2 separate regions of the Homo sapiens genome follow, and region 2 is linked to region 1. The links are chromatin loops, found by intact Hi-C in ENCODE. Cell type or tissue: PC-3. All regions are shown on one strand. Each heading gives the region's core, and the rest is flanking DNA. Links, peaks and the distances in the headings are about the cores only. Region 1 has its middle 560 kb from the start of CCDC85A. Region 2 has its middle 400 kb from the start of CCDC85A.

What was found. A loop is a pair of places that touch in the nucleus more often than their neighbours do. Peaks named below come from ENCODE experiments on the same cell type or tissue, not always from the same donor. Only the 100,000 strongest peaks of a DNase experiment are listed, where the experiment ranks them.
Region 2: a loop joins it to region 1, with 5 times the contacts of the local background. A loop is called at or near these places in 4 of 110 quality-filtered maps.

What each region holds. Positions count from the first base shown.
Region 1 is chr2:56,737,343-56,745,693 of GRCh38, forward strand. No RefSeq gene overlaps it. Among named protein-coding and RNA genes, the nearest start is that of CCDC85A, 560 kb to the left of the region's middle. In PC-3, for the core only: no CTCF peak of the experiment used is centred there; DNase peaks (open chromatin) are centred at 4,359 and 4,649; H3K4me3 peaks cover 949 bases; H3K27ac peaks cover 1,865 bases.
Region 2 is chr2:56,577,466-56,585,816 of GRCh38, forward strand. No RefSeq gene overlaps it. Among named protein-coding and RNA genes, the nearest start is that of CCDC85A, 400 kb to the left of the region's middle. In PC-3, for the core only: no CTCF peak of the experiment used is centred there; DNase peaks (open chromatin) are centred at 2,996, 5,296 and 5,626; H3K4me3 peaks cover 428 bases; H3K27ac peaks cover 1,042 bases.

The DNA of each region.
Region 1 (8,351 bases), core at 53-8,052:
TTAATTTTACTTTCTATGCAAGTTTGATATGCTATATTCTTAACACAATCATGAAATGACAATTCTGTGTTCTATAGACTTTGTCCCTGGACTAATTTACATGATGCACTATAGCCCCCATTTAAGCTAAACCCATAAGTAGCTAAAGGCATATGACAGTGCACAGCAAATACATGTGTTACAAATATCCGTATGCAAAATACCCTGGTCAATAGTATGTGATTCAGGTAATAGATTCTGTGGAGGGACTCCAATGGATGGGGGAGGGTAAAAGTGCAGGAATTTACAAGTACGGGTTCCTTAAGAGAGATCATAACATTGACATAGTTACGAGATCTGGTTGGTGGCACAGCAGAAGTTGACGATATAATAGAAATGAATCTTTCGCTCTCTCTTTCCTCCTTTTTTCTAAATGCTTCCAGAGAAATAAGTAACTGTTGTATTGAAAACTTGCAAACCCATTCTGTGTTCCTGAGATATCTTTGCTATGTTATTATTGAACTTGGGCTATTCTTCATGTAAATGTTTTCATGGTAGTGGATCTTTACATGAATTAACTCACCTTCAAGATGACTGAGAGCTGTTAGTACATTCCCTCTCCTAGACACAGAAAAGACTTCTGTTTGTGATCGCTTATTCCCATATGACTGGTTTACTTATTTGAACATTTGGACCTTACTTTTCTGAGAAAGAAACTACTCTGGAGAGAAGTGGGATGATGAATCGGTATTACATAGTTTCAAACATGGGAATAAGCAAGGTAATAGCCTTTTCTGTCACTAGTATTTATTTAGAAAGTCACTTGGAGTTTTATAGCCAACTTCTGCCATACCTTCCAAAAGATTAAAAAAAGAGGAATCATGGTATGGGGTTCTTCCCCACAGAGACACTGCCTATTCCTTTGGGTGTACTAAATCTTAAAATGAGTTCTCACTCCTGCAGTCCAACAGCTCCCGAGATATTTCTAGCAATTTTCTGGGTGGCAGTTTACACTTATCAATGATTGCTATGAGAACTCAAAAGTGAGAAGAGCATAAAATTAGAGAAACAAGAATTCTCTTCATTGCTAGATTGATCAATAACCTTAGGGACCATAGCTTCATGTCTTTTCTTCTCAAACACACAGAAGATATCAAGAAAAAGATAATAAAACCAAAATGAAAACCATGGGAGTTGTAAAAGTTTTTCAGAATAGGAATAAATTACACCATGACATATGGAGGCAAAAGTATAGAGACTGCTGAATTACAAGACACACAAACAGTTTCAATGTGTTTAAGCATGTCTCAAAAATTTAAAGGATCTCATTAAACAATGCTAGGTAACTTTCTTTCAAGTAGGTGTTATTGGTATTTAAAAAAGTATCAAGATAGTTGCTAGGGGGCAAACTAGCCTTTTGACAGAAACTGGCGATATGGAAAAACACATTAGAGAATCTCCTTCTAAGTTTTACTGTCTGAGAAATTTAGTTTTGCCAGGGCACACAGTATGGCCACATTTAGGGAGAATGACAGAAGCAAAACAAAGTTGGAGGAAACTAACATCTAACTTAGCCTAACAGAAGGATTTACAAAAGGCAGTGAGCATTCCTTGTGTAATAGATATTTACATTTACGCTCTAGGGCAATGTCTATACATATCAGGGTATTTGGGAAGCAAATTTAGTAATAAGAAATTCTTTAGGTCACCAGGGATGATTTGTTTTAAGACTAATTCATTTAATAAAACAACAAAATGTGATTAAAACTATTTCCATCCTTTTATAACTAACATCTCGTATGGCAGGCACAGGAGTGTGCCAGGTTCAGACTTTCCCCTCCTTAGTCAATGTTAGGTGAACGGTGGTACAATCTTATTTTTTACTCTCCTTTTTCCCAGTGTCCTTGCATGTGTCCAATCTTTTGTTAATATTAATAGGATTCTTCAGAAACGGTATATAATAAATAGTGAGGTATTTCTTTCCTTCCTCTGCCCTCCCCTTATGCCCTCTTTCTCCCTCCCCTCACCTCCCCTTCCCTCCCCTTCCCTTCCATTTCTTTCTTCTTTCCATCCTCCTTTCCTCCCTGCTTCCCTCCCTTCTCTCTTTCTTCAAAACCTGTACTTGGTTGTAATTTTATGAAGAAACACTTTAAACATAAAATGTAGAATGTATAACAGACACACATGCTTTGTTCCCCTTCTAGCTTAAATAAATAATATTTATTTGCCGTTAAATGTGGGTTTGAGGTTTATGCCCTTTGTCAGTTTAAGGAAATTCTTTACTATCTCATTTGCTAACAGTTTTTCTACTGAATGAGTGAATCATATTTCCATTTCTGGTACTGGCAATGTTTGATGATGGGGCATTGTTATTTTTTGCTCTGATAAATTTGATTTGCTCTTATTTAGGAATTTAGCTGCTATTTCAAAAACTGGGTCTGGTGTGTTTATTGTATTTCTTTGCATAATTTTGATTTTGGATTATAAATTCATTATAGAATGAGTTGGATACCTTTGTTTTTTAGTCTTTGAAACAATTTGCATTGTATAAATTTATCTGTTTTTAGAGATTTAGATTTGTTAAAGGTTTTCTTGAAATTATGTGACCTGAGCTTTTTGAAGAGTTATGTGTGTATATGTGTGTGTGTTTGTGTGTGTCAGGGGGACATAGGGGTGTTGGTGAATCATTTTGTAATGGGCTGGGGAAATGGGGTTTTAGCTATTAATTATATTTAATTAATAATTGTTATTTTATTTTTATTTTAAATTCTAAGTCAATTTTAAAAATCTCTTATGTATATTTAATTTTATCTGGGTTGTCAATTTATTTATATAATATTTTTGTGTTATTCTGTTTTAAAATCTTTACTCTGTTGGTAAGTCCTAGTTTTTAAACTATATATTATTTGTAACATTACTCATTTTACTAGTAATATCTATATTAATATTAATAGTTTTAAAGAACCAACTTTTTGTTTTATTAATCTTCTCTAGTGTTTTTCTGTATTTTCATTGATTTCTGGTTTTGCTTTAAGTATTTCTATTTCTTTCTAGGTTTATTTTGTTAATTTTATTTTGACTCACTGAGTTGAAGATTTGACCAATTTTAATATTTCTTATTATGTAATAAATACATTTAGGATTTTATATTACCTCTGATTAAGACCTTAGCCAGTTTGTTATAGGAAACTTATAATACTATGCAAGTCTTTAGGTTTAAATGTGTTATTGTTTTCATTGTAATATCCTAATTAATCTGAGTAATAGAAGTTTATATTTGTTTCTAAATGTTATATAAGCACTTAAAAATTAATTTCTAATTTAATTTTATGGTAGTAATAAAGTCTGACATTTATTATTTAATATTTGTTATTGTTGTGATCTTGAACACTATGGACCAAGATTTAAAGCTGTTTAAATAGTAAGTCCAGTGAAAATTCTGCTTTATAAAGGTTAATGTAATTTAGTTTCTGGTTCAACCCACAATGAAACATCTAACTTTTCCCTTCTATTTAGAAAAAAAAATACTCTTCTAGTGTTTTTTCACTTGCAGTCACTTCAGGTGGGATGTATAGATGTGATACAGCAAGTTATAGAGAATAAGAGAATGAGCTTTAGCAACATGCAGCTTTGGTTTGAGTCTTATTCTGATACTATGATATTGGGCAAGTAATTTGAAATCTCAATATTTGCTCTTTAATTTATCCATTTGGAGCTTATATATTTTTAAATACCATCCCCTACTGCTATAGAAGAGCATGCGTTGCTCCATGCTCTCAAAGAAGTGTGCAGACAGATGATTGTACTAGGTGAGAAGGTAGGCCTGTTCGCTGCTTGGCCATCTTTCCTAGTGTAACATTATGAGGTTATCATAAGTCAAAATGGCTACTTTCCTAGACCAGGTACAAACTTTCTGATAAAATTTGCTAGTAGAAGACTTAAAAAGGCAGTTTTCTTTCCACATTGATATTCAGATGAATGATATACAGACTTCAACTTTTCCTCTCTTCCTCTAATAAGATAGTAGGACATGAGTGTGGTGATTTTTGTTTTCCACTACTTGTTGTCGAAAACACTGGAATTTGCAGTTTTTTAAGTCTCCCTTTTGGGAGCCATGAAATTAGCAATGTTTGTGCATGTATGAGGAAGTATCTTTATTGTCCATTAACTTTGGTTTTTATCAGCTTCTATTGTTATTTTGGGAATACGGATTCCCTAGCCCCTGATGGGGCACAGGTCTTTGAGTTCTGAATCTGAAATGTTTGGTGTTTTGTGGGAAGCTGGGGAGCCTCCAGGACCTCCACAGTTCACTCCTGTCCCTGTGAGACAGCCTGTTACATGCTGGCATAGGCCAGGCAGCTCACAGCTGTGACTCATCTGCTGATGTGTTCCCTCAGGCTCTCCCAGAGTAGCTGCGGTAAGTGGAATAGTGCATATTGAAAATCTGGACACATGTTACACATTTCTCAATACCACCCGACTGAGGGAACAAGGGTAAGTGTGGCAAAATATGCCACCCCGAAATATGCCACTTTGGCGTAAAGGTAACTTTGATCTAAATGCACTTGAAAAACAGCAAATGCATGAGAGGCGTCCTAATCTCCCCTTTTCTGAAAACAGGAGATTAAAAACTCCCTTGTGAAAGTTCCCTTACACCATGAGGAGGTAAACATTCTTCAGTGGGGAGTCATAGCCCAGAGAATTTTGTGCAAACAGACCTTGTCAAAATAATTCTTGTCATCTTTTAGCTTCCCCACAGAATTTAGTTACTTTTCCACAATTGCCTCTCTGTTTTCAACCTAATATATTAGCTTTTAGGTTTTGTCAATTTTTGGGTCTTCTTTTCCTTATTAGGGCTCCCGTATTACATAAAATTTATATTAAATTTCTATGCTTTTCTCTGGTTAATCTGACTTATGTCAATTTAATTATTAGGTTCTGTCTAAAACCCTAGGAGGGTAGAGGTAAAATTTTGTCTCCCTGACAAGGGTAAAGTGAGGAAGTATTTTCTTTCCTTTTTCATGAATAGCATTTCCCTGGGTTCTGGGGTGAGGGAGCAGATTTTTGTATTTTTTTTTATCTCACAAAAGTTTTATTTACAAAGTTTCCATATTTTTGTGGTTGTTTCAAATAGTTGTTTTAAGCTTTTGTGGAGGTTTTGCTTATATCTGCAGATTTAGCATCAGTAGGCATATATTAAGCTTGATAGCAACTTAAAAATAAGGAGACCACAAATGTTTGAACTATTTTCCAGGTGACATCTGTTAATAATGCAATATATTTAGAAATATGGTAACTGAGGTTTTCATAATCAGTTTAGGTCTTCAATATTTCTGTGGAGTATGGAGAGCAGAAATCAAGCAGTGTTCTTAAGATGAGGATCTGTCTATAGGTTTTAAAGTAACTTTTACTTCTCAAGGAAATGAAATGGGAACAGCAGAATTGTGAGACCCCTGTAGAGGTCATGTTTGGACAAATATATCTTCATTTGTTAAATTGTGTACATGTTTACAGCAAGCCTGGCTTTCAGCAGCAGGCAGTGAATTCCTACTCAAATGTTTCCTTTACACAATCATTCTTAGCTTCCAAGTGAGCAAAAGGAAACTGCTATTTATTTTGAATTTGTTATTTAGCTTATTGTGACTAGATATATACCCAACTATAATTTTTTTAATTCTGTGGATTATTAAAAACAAGGTTTTGCCAATTTTCTTAGAAATGTAAAAAAAATGGGAAATAGAGAAAGTAGTGAGCTATGAGAGACAGGATGGGGGAGGCAGAAGGGAAAAAGAAATGAGAGGTTGTTCTCTGTAGTTAATGCATTTGTCTTAGAAGAAAATTTTAAAGAAGAAAAAAAGTGGCTTGCTTTAAGTACATGACAGGTGCCCAGATTTTATCTAATATTAAAAATCATGACGTGTCATATGGTTGTCAGGAATCTGAGATAATATTAACTTTTATTTCACGACAGTGCTCTGCCACTGCTGATTTTACATTTAACACAGAGTCCATTTCTTCATCTCCCCTTAAGAGCCAGCCAATTCAAGATTTATTGATTTGGTGTCAATCAAATATGGTTTATCTTCTCAGTCTTTGCCTTACCTAATTGTTGGCAGCCCTTGGAAGAGAGGATACTGTTAACCTTCGGAATGTGCATGAAGGCTTGGCGAGTGAGGTAGGAAAGGTTTAGCTGAGCCAGTTTGGTTGGAACACCAGTGCCCATTGAGAGAGAGTTCTAGGTCATGGTGCTTCATCTGCAGTGAGGGTGGCCAGAAAGAGATCCTCTAAAACTTCATACGCATCAGGAGATGCGAGAAGCGGTGATTACAATGCTGGGAAAAATGCCAGAACTGTATGTATGTGTGTGTGTGTGTGTGTGTGTGTGTGTGTTGGGGGGCGTGATATTGCAACCCTGGCATTTTGTAAAAAAAAAAAAAAAAAAGTGAAAATATATTTAACAGAATTAACAATCTCCTTGCTTCATGCTTTTCAAATGCTAATATTTGAAAAATGTATCGAATGTGAAGTTATGAAAAATATAAAAGTTAAATTAAAAATATGATTAAAATATACATTACTGGCCACTAAATCACATCTCTGTACTGTGCTGTTTGCTGTAACTCCGATCCTTTACTGTCTGAGACTACTACAGTCACCTGGAGTGGAATCCTCTAATGTGGCCACTCCAGTTGACCTTTGGTGTCTTCCTGTCATTTAGCAATCCTGTATAGACTTGGCATTACTATTGCCTCTCTGGCTGCTCATGATGGAGGGTCCAATTTCAGCAATTTTGATTTCTTTCCTAGGTATCCACAGAGATATGGTCATGTCCTCAGTCTCTCCTTCCCTTTCCAGTTGATACATGTGCTCGTGCTACAAGCTTTTCCAGCCAGGTCCTCCTTGGCTGTCTGTGTGATGATGAAGTGGGGTTAGAGGGAAGGATAAGAAAAAATTGGAGGAGATAGGGAACTGTAGGAGCTCAGTGATAAAGAATAACCCAAACAACTTGCAGTGGGATGTCAAGAGTGGTGGCGGGGCAGGTAGTGGAGCAGAAGAGAAGTCTATTTGAGAGAGAGAGATAAATGACCAAGTAAACTGCTTACCAATGTCTCCAACATTTACATGATGACAACAGAAGCATTGATGTTTCATTTTTTTTGTTTAAGAAATAGCAAGGTGAAAGGTGAAGGCCTTCAACCTTGGGTGCACACTGGGAAGCTTTAAAAATACTGAGTCTTGGGTCCCATCCATCAAGAGATACTGATTTACTTGGTTAGGATTGTTGCTCTATCATCAAAAGTTTATAACTCTTCCTGGAAGTTCTCATATTCTGCCAAGGTTGAGAACTACAGTTAAGTGAATACCAGGATTTGATTATAATCAGTAAATTATTTTTATTTTAACCAAAGAGAAAGAGGTTCATCTTTAAGAGGCATTTTTAAGGTACCAGACACAGTGGTGAATACTTATATTATTAACTTTTTAAAAAAATTATCATAGTAACATTGTGAAGTGGGGATAATCAACCTCTTCAATAGGTGAAGGAAGTGAGGCCTACAGAGAAGTAATTTGCCCAAGGTGACACAGTTTGTGGAGGTGAAACAACCAGCTGGGACTCAATCACAGGTCTTTGTGATTTGTCTTTTTCCTTATCTTTCCTTTAAGACCCAGTTGGGAATTATAGATAGGTATCATGGATTGCTTGAGGACCTAATATTTTTCATGCTTTATGTCTAGGAATAAGAAAAAATAAATTCTATGTGTTCTAATTACCATAACCCCCAAGATTGTCTAAAATTAGGAGCCAACAAATTATAACCCAGCATCTATTTTTTACACAACCTATGAAGAAAGAATGTTTTTCATCTTTTTAAATGGTTGAAAAAAATTAAGGAAGAATCTTTCATGACCTGTGAAAATGATATAAAATTATAAATTTGGTGACCACAAAGAAAGTCTTATTGAAACAAATTAATTTGCTTTTGTGTTGTCTATAGCTCCTTTCACATTATAATAGCAGGATCAATTTTGGCGGAGACCATTTTATGTCCAGCAAAACCTAAACTATTTACTATCTTTCCATTTACAGAAAAAGTTTATTGACTTTTTCTCTATATGAAAACCTTATAAATATAAATAAATAAAAAAGCTGATATATCCTGCAGAGAATTCCCTTTCACATTAAAAAATATTTAACAATACAAAACAATTTACAAGTTTCCTTTAAGGTATAAACTCCCCCAGTGACTTGAAATGTTGGTATGAAAATCATTACATGATCACTGTTCTCATCATTCCTTCTAAGAGATCAACTTTTTAAGATTCATATATGAGTGAGATCATGAAGTATTTGTTTTTCTGTGTCTGGTTTA
Region 2 (8,351 bases), core at 321-8,320, 160 kb before region 1:
TTGCTTGAACCCAGGAGGCAGAGGTTGCAGTGAGCAGAGGTTGGGCCACTATACTGCCACCTGGGTAACAGAGCAAAACTCTGTCTATAAATAAATAAGTAGGTAAATAGAGAGATTGCATTAGAATAATAGTGGCAGGCTTCAATCCCTAACTCTCAGCATTAGATAGATCATCTAGACAAAAAAATCAACAAAGATAAATTAGATTTACACTAGATGCTAGACCAAATGTACCTAATAGACATTAACAGAACATTCTACCTAACAACTGAAGAATATACATTCTTTTCAATAGCACATGGAATATTTTCCAAGATAGAACATATGCTAGGCCAAAAAAATAAATCTCAGTAAAGTGTAAGAAATTGAAATCATATCAAGTATCTTCTCAGACTACAATGAAACAAAACTAGAAATCAGCACCAAGAGGAATCTTTAAACTATCCAAATATGTGGAAATTAGACAACATTCTCCTGAACAATTATTGCATCAATAAAGAGATTAAGATGAAACTCAAAAAATTTCTAAAATGAAAATGGAAATAAAACATAGTCAAACCTGTAAGATACAGCAAAAGCAATGACAAGAGAAAAGTTTGTAGTAATAAATGCTTACATCAAAAAATTAGAAAGATTTCAAATAACCAATCTAATGATGCACCTTAAGGAACTAAAAAGGTAAGAACAAATCAAACTCCAAATTAGCAGAAAGAAAGAAATAATAAAGACCTGATGGAACTAAATTAGATAGAGACTATAAATATATAGAAAGTCAACAAATCTAAAAGTTGGTTCTTTTAAAGTTTAGTTAATGATTGATGAATCACTAACTAAAATAGTGAAGAAAAGATGAGAGATGACTCAAATAATTAGAAAATAAAAAAGAGACATCATTAAAAATGATACCACAGATATTAAACTCTGATGATACAAGATCATCGGAGACTATTATGCACAACCATATTCTGACAAAAATGAAAAACCTATAGGAAATGGATAAATTTCTGGAAACATATAAGATTGACTCAGGAAGAAATAGAAAACCTAAACAGACCAATTATGACTAGTGAGATTGAATCAGTAAATAAAGTCTCTCAATAAAGAAAAGCCCAGGACTGGATGGATTCACAGTTAAATTCCACAATTAAACAAAAACTAATACCAGTCCTCCATAAACTATTCCAAAAAATTATAGGGGAGGGAAATCTCTTTAAATTATTATATTAGGTCAGCATTATGCTGATATCAAAGCTACATAAGGATACAACAAATAAAGAAAACTACAGGCCAATATCCCTAACCTAGACACAGAAATCTTCAACAAAATACTAGCAAACAAAATCCAGTACCATATTGAAAAAATAATATACCATGACCAAGTGGGATTTGTGCCAGAGATGCAAAGATGGTTCAACATATGCAAATCAACAAATGTGGTATATCATGTCAAAAGAAAGAAGGACAAAAACCATACCATCATCTCAATAGATACAGAAAAATCATTTGATAAAATTCAACATTGATTCCTGATTTAAAAAACTCTCAACAAACTAGGAATAGAAGAAACATAACTCAACATAATTAATGCAATATTTGACAATCCCACAGCTAACATCATATTGAATGATGAAAAGCTGAAAGCCTACCTTCTAAGGTCTGGAACAGGACAAGGATGCCTGCTTTCACCATTCCTGTTCAACACAGTATTGAAAGTTCTACCCAGAGAAATTAGGCAAGAGAAAAAAATAAAAGGCATCCAAATGGAAAAAAAGGAAGTCAATTTGTCCCTCTTTGCTGATGATATCATATTATATCTAGAAAACATTGAAGACCTCACCAAAACCTCCTAGATTTGATAAATAACTTCAATAATGTTGCAGGATACAAAATCAATGTACAAAAATCAGTAGCATTTCTATTCAGGATAATGAACTGAGAAAGAAATTGAGAAGGCGATCCCATTCTAGTAACTACAGAAACAAACAAACAAAACGAAAAAACTCTAGGAATAAATTTAACCAAGGAGATGAAAGATGTCTATAAGGAAAACTGATGAAAGACATCGAAGAGGACACAAATAAATGAAACCATGTCCTGTACTCTTGGATCAGAAGAATTAATATCATTTAAATGACCACACTACCCAAAGCAATAAAAATGCGATCTCTATTAAAATACCCACATTATTTTTTAGAAGATTAGCAGAAAAACCCCAAAACCTAAAGTTCATTTAGAAGCAAAAAAAAAAAAAGCCCAAATAGCCAAAGCAATCCTGAACATAAAGAACAAAGCTAGAGGCATCTCACTTCAAAATATATTACAAGGCTATAGTAACCCAAACAACATGGTATTGGTATAAAGACAGACACATAGATTAATGGAACATAGAGTCCAGAAGTAAATCAGTGTTTTTACCCCACTGACTTTTGAGAAAGGTGCCAAGAACAAACACTGGGCAAAGGTCACCGTCTTCAATAAGTAGTGCTGGGAAAATGGAATATCCATATGCAGAAGATGAAACAGGACTCATATATCTCCCAGTATGCAGAAATCAACTAAAAATGGATTAGAGACTTAAATGTAACACCAAACACTATAAAACTAGTAGGAGAAAAAAAACTAGAGATAGAGTTAACACTTCAAGACATTAGTGTAAGCAAAGATATCATGGCTAAGAGCTAAAAAGCACAGACAAACCTAACAAAAGTAGACAGATGGGACTACATTAATCTAAACAACTTCTGGCCAGCAAAGAAAACAATCAACAGGGTGAAGAAACAACTTGTTGCATGGGGGAAAATATTTGCAAACTATTCATCCAAAAAGGGACTAATATCCAGAATATATAAGAAACACAAACAATGTGAAAAACCAAATAATTCCATTAAAAAGTGAGCAGAGGGCATGGATAGACATTTCTCAAAAGACATCCAAATATGCAAAAGGCACATGAAAAAATGCTCAACATCACTAGTCATCAAGGGAATGGAATTCAAAACCACAACAAGATACCATCTTACTCAAGTTAGAAGGTATGTTATTAAAAAGGCAAAAAATGACAGATGCTGTTATGGATGTAGGGAAAAGGGAACTCTTAAACATTGTTGGTGGGAATGTAAATTAGTACAACCACTACAAAAAAATCTGTGTGGATTTCTCAAAGAACTAAAAATGAACTATCGTATGACCCAGAAATTTCACTACTAGGTATTTATCAAAAGGAAAAGAAATTGTTATATCAAAGAGATACCTTCATTTGTGTGTTTTTTTGCAGCATATTCACAATAGCAAAGAAAGAGAATCAACTTAAGTATCGGTTGGCAGACCATCGAATCAAGAAAATGTGATGTATATATACACACTGGAATATTATTTAGCCATAATAAAGAATGAAATAATATTATTTGCAGCAACATGTATGGAACTGGATTTTATTATTTTAAGTATAATAAAAGCAATAATAACCCAGGAACAGAAATACAGATACTACATGTTCTCACTCATATGTGGGAGCTTAAAAAGTTGATCTCATGGAGATAGAGAATAGATTGATAAACTCCCAGAGGCTGAGAAGTGTGTGCTGGTGAGAGGGGAGGACAAAGAGGCGTTGGCTAGTGGGTACAAACACAGAGATAGGTAGTAGAAATAGCCCCAGTTTTCAATAGCTCAGTAGGGTCATTATTTTAGCAACAATGTATTGTATATTTCAAAGTAGATAGAAGAGAGGACTCGATATGCTCTCAACACATAGAAATGATGAATTCTCAAGTTGATGGATAGTACAAATACCTTGGCACACATTGTATGCATGTAACAAATACATGTACCCCATAAATACGTAAAATATTTTGTATTGTAAAAAAATGGTAGAAACAAACTCATTGGGTTTATCTTGCCACCCTATAGTATTCTAAGACTGCACTATCCTCTGTAAAAGCAAAACAAGAACACCACCATCTGTAATTTTATTTTGATAGCAAAATAGAGATTCATGCAAATTTAGTCAATTTATTTTTCCTGCACTCATTTTTTTAAAGGTACTCGATAAATTTTCACTCTTTTGCAATATATCCACAAACTGATGCTATTTTGGCATATGTAAACAAATTAGCCACCTACTTATGCAACAAAACAAAGCTTTTGTTAAATTTTTGCAAAGTGGTTTGGACTAAAAATATTCTAAATATCTTTCAAATGTGTTCCAATCTAATAACCATGTGGTATAATAAATTTCTGGCCATAACATATTAAAGGACAGCTCTTCATATCTGTTCTTATAATACTTATTCAATTTCCCCTTACTTTAAATCTTTTTTTCATAGTACCTTAGAAGTTTGCAAAATTCAGAAGTAGCTGCATTTAGTCTGAGTGAATAGAACTCTGGAGATTTATGATGGGACCACATGACTATATAAAAGTGAAGTCATGTAATGATGATTTTCCTTGATTGTAAGAAGATGTTTTTTAGAAAATCAGTTACATATTTTCCCTCCCCATTTCAATGTAGATTATCACTACTTTAGTTGGAGCTTACATCAGGATTTGTATAGAAAAATAAAAAAGAAAATTTTGTTTGGGAGTCCTTTTGGGGATTATTTACTGAAAGAATAACCTCAGTGGGGATAATTTTGACCCTAACTTTCCCGAAGAATTAGCAATTTTAAAATATAGGTAACCTTTAAATCCATACATATTAATTTCATGAATATTTATGTTCTGTAAATATTTATGATTCAAGGTAGATCTTTCCAGAGGAAACTGAATTTGGATGGTTTTATATAAAGATCATAATGACTGTAATATATATATAGAGAGAGGAATAAGGCAGAAGAGAATTAAGTCTCAGCCTCATAAAGTGACTTGTTTACAGCAATATTTAAATAGGGGAGGCACACATTCCAAAAGCAGAAAGTGCACATTCAGTTTTATGATTTTATGAAACTGCTTGACTGACAGAGTTAATTTTGAATATTTCTGGCTTGATTTTCTCTTTGCAAATCTATTTACAGAGAAATAAGAAGCTGTGATGTGACCAATTTGTTACTTTCCAAAATATCTTAGTACATTTTTGATATGGTGATGATTGCCTGATTGACTCCCAAATCTGTGGTAATATGCAACTTAATTTCTCTAGCACCCAGGTCATATTAAACATTCAAAAAATGACACACTGTTTCTGAGTTTTTAAATAAAAAAGAAAGAACTCAGTCATAGGAATTTCTAAAGCAGAAGTCTTCACCTGTTAGGATACAAGTGTAGATGCCAAACCACTAAATCGTGAGTCACATGACCATGGTCCTTTTTAATCCTGTTGTCTTTAGTTCTCTGAACATTAATTTATTATTTCATAAAATAGAGAAACATACCTGTATAGCATGCCTCTTTTGATGATTAAGTGAAAAAGAATTATGTCAAAGAGCATTAAAAATTACCCTTATTACACAAGTGTTAGTCATTTTAGTCATTTTTATAATAAATATTTAATTATGAGCTTAATCTTTGTTCCATCAGAAAGTCATTTCTATTTTCCTTTTCATAAGCAGCTTTTCTCTTGTTTGACTCCTGAGTGAGTTTTCCAGAGCTGGTTTATTTATTTATTTTTAGATTAATAGTTAGCTTTTCATAGTGGGGCACTGCTGACAATCCCTTCTTTTGGACAAAACTCTAGCCTCACTCACCTACATGAGTAACTTCTAGGGGGGTCGAAAGCTATGTTAGGTACAACCAACTGCTTTAAAGCACACATTCCTTACAGATTTGGAACAAAATCTCAAAGTCAGAAGAGGACAAATTAAATATTTGAGGTTGCTATCTTTCAGTCAGTTGCCATCATTTATTACAATATTTTAAGGTTGCTTATTTGATGTGGTAGAAGATTGTGCCATACATTAAGATACCTTAACAATTTTTGTAATGGATTGCTATAAATAACTTACTAAAGGGTTACCATACAAAGAAACTTTGTATGGAATTTTCTTTGATCTGAAGATCAGTTGATGTCTATAATGAGACCTGATATACCAAAAAAAAAACAAAACTCTTTAGAACCGTTAATTAACTGTGCACAGAAGCTAGCCCTAGATTACATAAAGAATAGAATTAAATCGAAGGTAACAGCTGAATCTGATAAATTTAGAAGCAGTTGGGAAACATTACATTTTTATTAAAGTGTGATATAGGCATCTTGAGGTCTCCAAAGCTGATAACAATATTTGAAAAATGCTTTTGTTTCACTGTATTAAGTCTTACAAAACAAACTGTTTATTGTTTTTCTCAATTTATTAATTGATTCTAAAATAAAACCTTTCTAAACAAGCAAAACAACAACTTACATGGTATTAACTTTTGTGTCAGGATTGAATAAAGCAGTATTTGAAATTTAACACATTTTATTACATGTTTTCAAAAATTTTTATTAGTGTGTACCATACAATTGTGGAATGTTGATGATAAAATTTCTCAATATGAGTATTTTCAATGTGGTCTGTCTATGATTTACTCATCAGAAATGCACCACCAAATAATATTGACTTATTGAGTGACAAAAACAAATTTTGAAACTTTGAACCCCTTTGTATCTAAATGAGATGGCATCTGTTGAGATGGATGGGAGAATTCTCTGTATGGTATTGCTTGGTTGCCTAGCAACAGTCACCTGATGTGTTTGGGGAACCAGGCAATGAGCAAAAATTCTAATCAAAGAGAAGCCACAATATCTTTTACAAATGATAAGTGCATGTACAGTAACAACTGTTTTAGCTTTTGTTTGGGTGTATAAAGTATTTGAAACAGGTCAAGAGGGACTTTGGATAAGCTTCACTATTAAGAAAGAGGAATCCGGCAAGAGTTGTATTAAATTGCTCTTATGTTGTTTTTGAAAGATAGAGATCATATTCTAGGGAGATGTCTAAGAATCAAGATGTCCAGTGCCTATAAAATGAACTGTAATGACCTTGGGTAAATGGCATTTTGAAGAGATGTTCTTGGGCATTATTCTTAGCAGGAAATTTCAACTTACATGAATGATTACCCTTAATTAAGTAAGATAAGGAAATAAACAGTTTTCTACTCAGAGAAGGGTAAAAAACATAATTGTCATAAGGAGGGCATTGACAGTTTGGTCTAAACATGCCATAGATTTCTTAAAGGAAAGGTTAGAATGAATAAATACTTATTGCTTCAGATTAATTCCCATTATATAGTGTCCTCTTCTAGAAAGTTTGTGACTTCTTGATGTAATAGTTTTGTAACAGAAATACTGAAGCCATCTAACATGATGTTGCCAAATATACTATTACTGCATCAGTTATAATGAAGCTAAAATTCTTAGACTAGTTTCTATAACAGTAAGCATGAGCTATAATTTAAACTTTTATTTAACAACAAATTGTTGATGAATAGCTGAATCTAATAATCTAGTGGAATAGTAATTCCCACTACTCCTAATTTTTAAAAATCCTCCTTAGAATAAGATAGGGCAAAAATAAATATACAATATAATAATTGGCTTATATAATAAGTTTCTGTAAAAACATCTTCAAAATGTATATAAAAGTAGTATTTTGTAAAACCTCTAATCCAAAATGCTATCTTTCTAAACATATTATAAAAAATGTTTCAGAACTAAGGTACTTCTCTCTCATTAATATTAAACTTAATTATTTACATTTCATTTAGGTTTAATGTTTTCAAACAATGAATATTAGGGTTGTTAAAACTGAGATAACAATCATATAACATAAAGTTCAAAATTTTAAAAATTTAAAGCATACAACTCAGTGTTTTTAGTATATTAACAAGTTTGTATAATTATCGCCACTAATTTTAGTATATTTTCATTATCCCAAAAAGAAGCCATATATTTATTAGCAGTCACTCCCATTCTTCCTTCCTGCTAAGCTCATGGCAAGCACTAATCTACTTTCTGTTTCAATGGATTTGTTTATTCTGAATATTTTAAATAAATAATATGTGTAATATTATATGTTTGGCTTCTTTCACTTAGCATAATATCCTCAAGTTTCACTCGGGTTGTAGCGTGTACCAGATCTTCAATCCTTTCTACAGCTGATAGTGTTTCACTGTATGGATAAACCGCATCTTGTTTATTCATTCATTGGCTGATAGACATTTGGGTTGTTTTCATGTTTTGGTTATTATGAATAATGCTGCTATATTTACTCACATACAGGTTTTTCTTAGATGTGTATTTTCATTTCTCTCAGTTACTTACCTAGAATTGCTGGATAATACGTTAACCTTAGCTGGGATTACAGGTGCCTGCCACCACGCCCGGCTAATTTTTTGCATTTAGTAGAGACGGGGTTTCACAATGTTGACTCGGCTGGTCT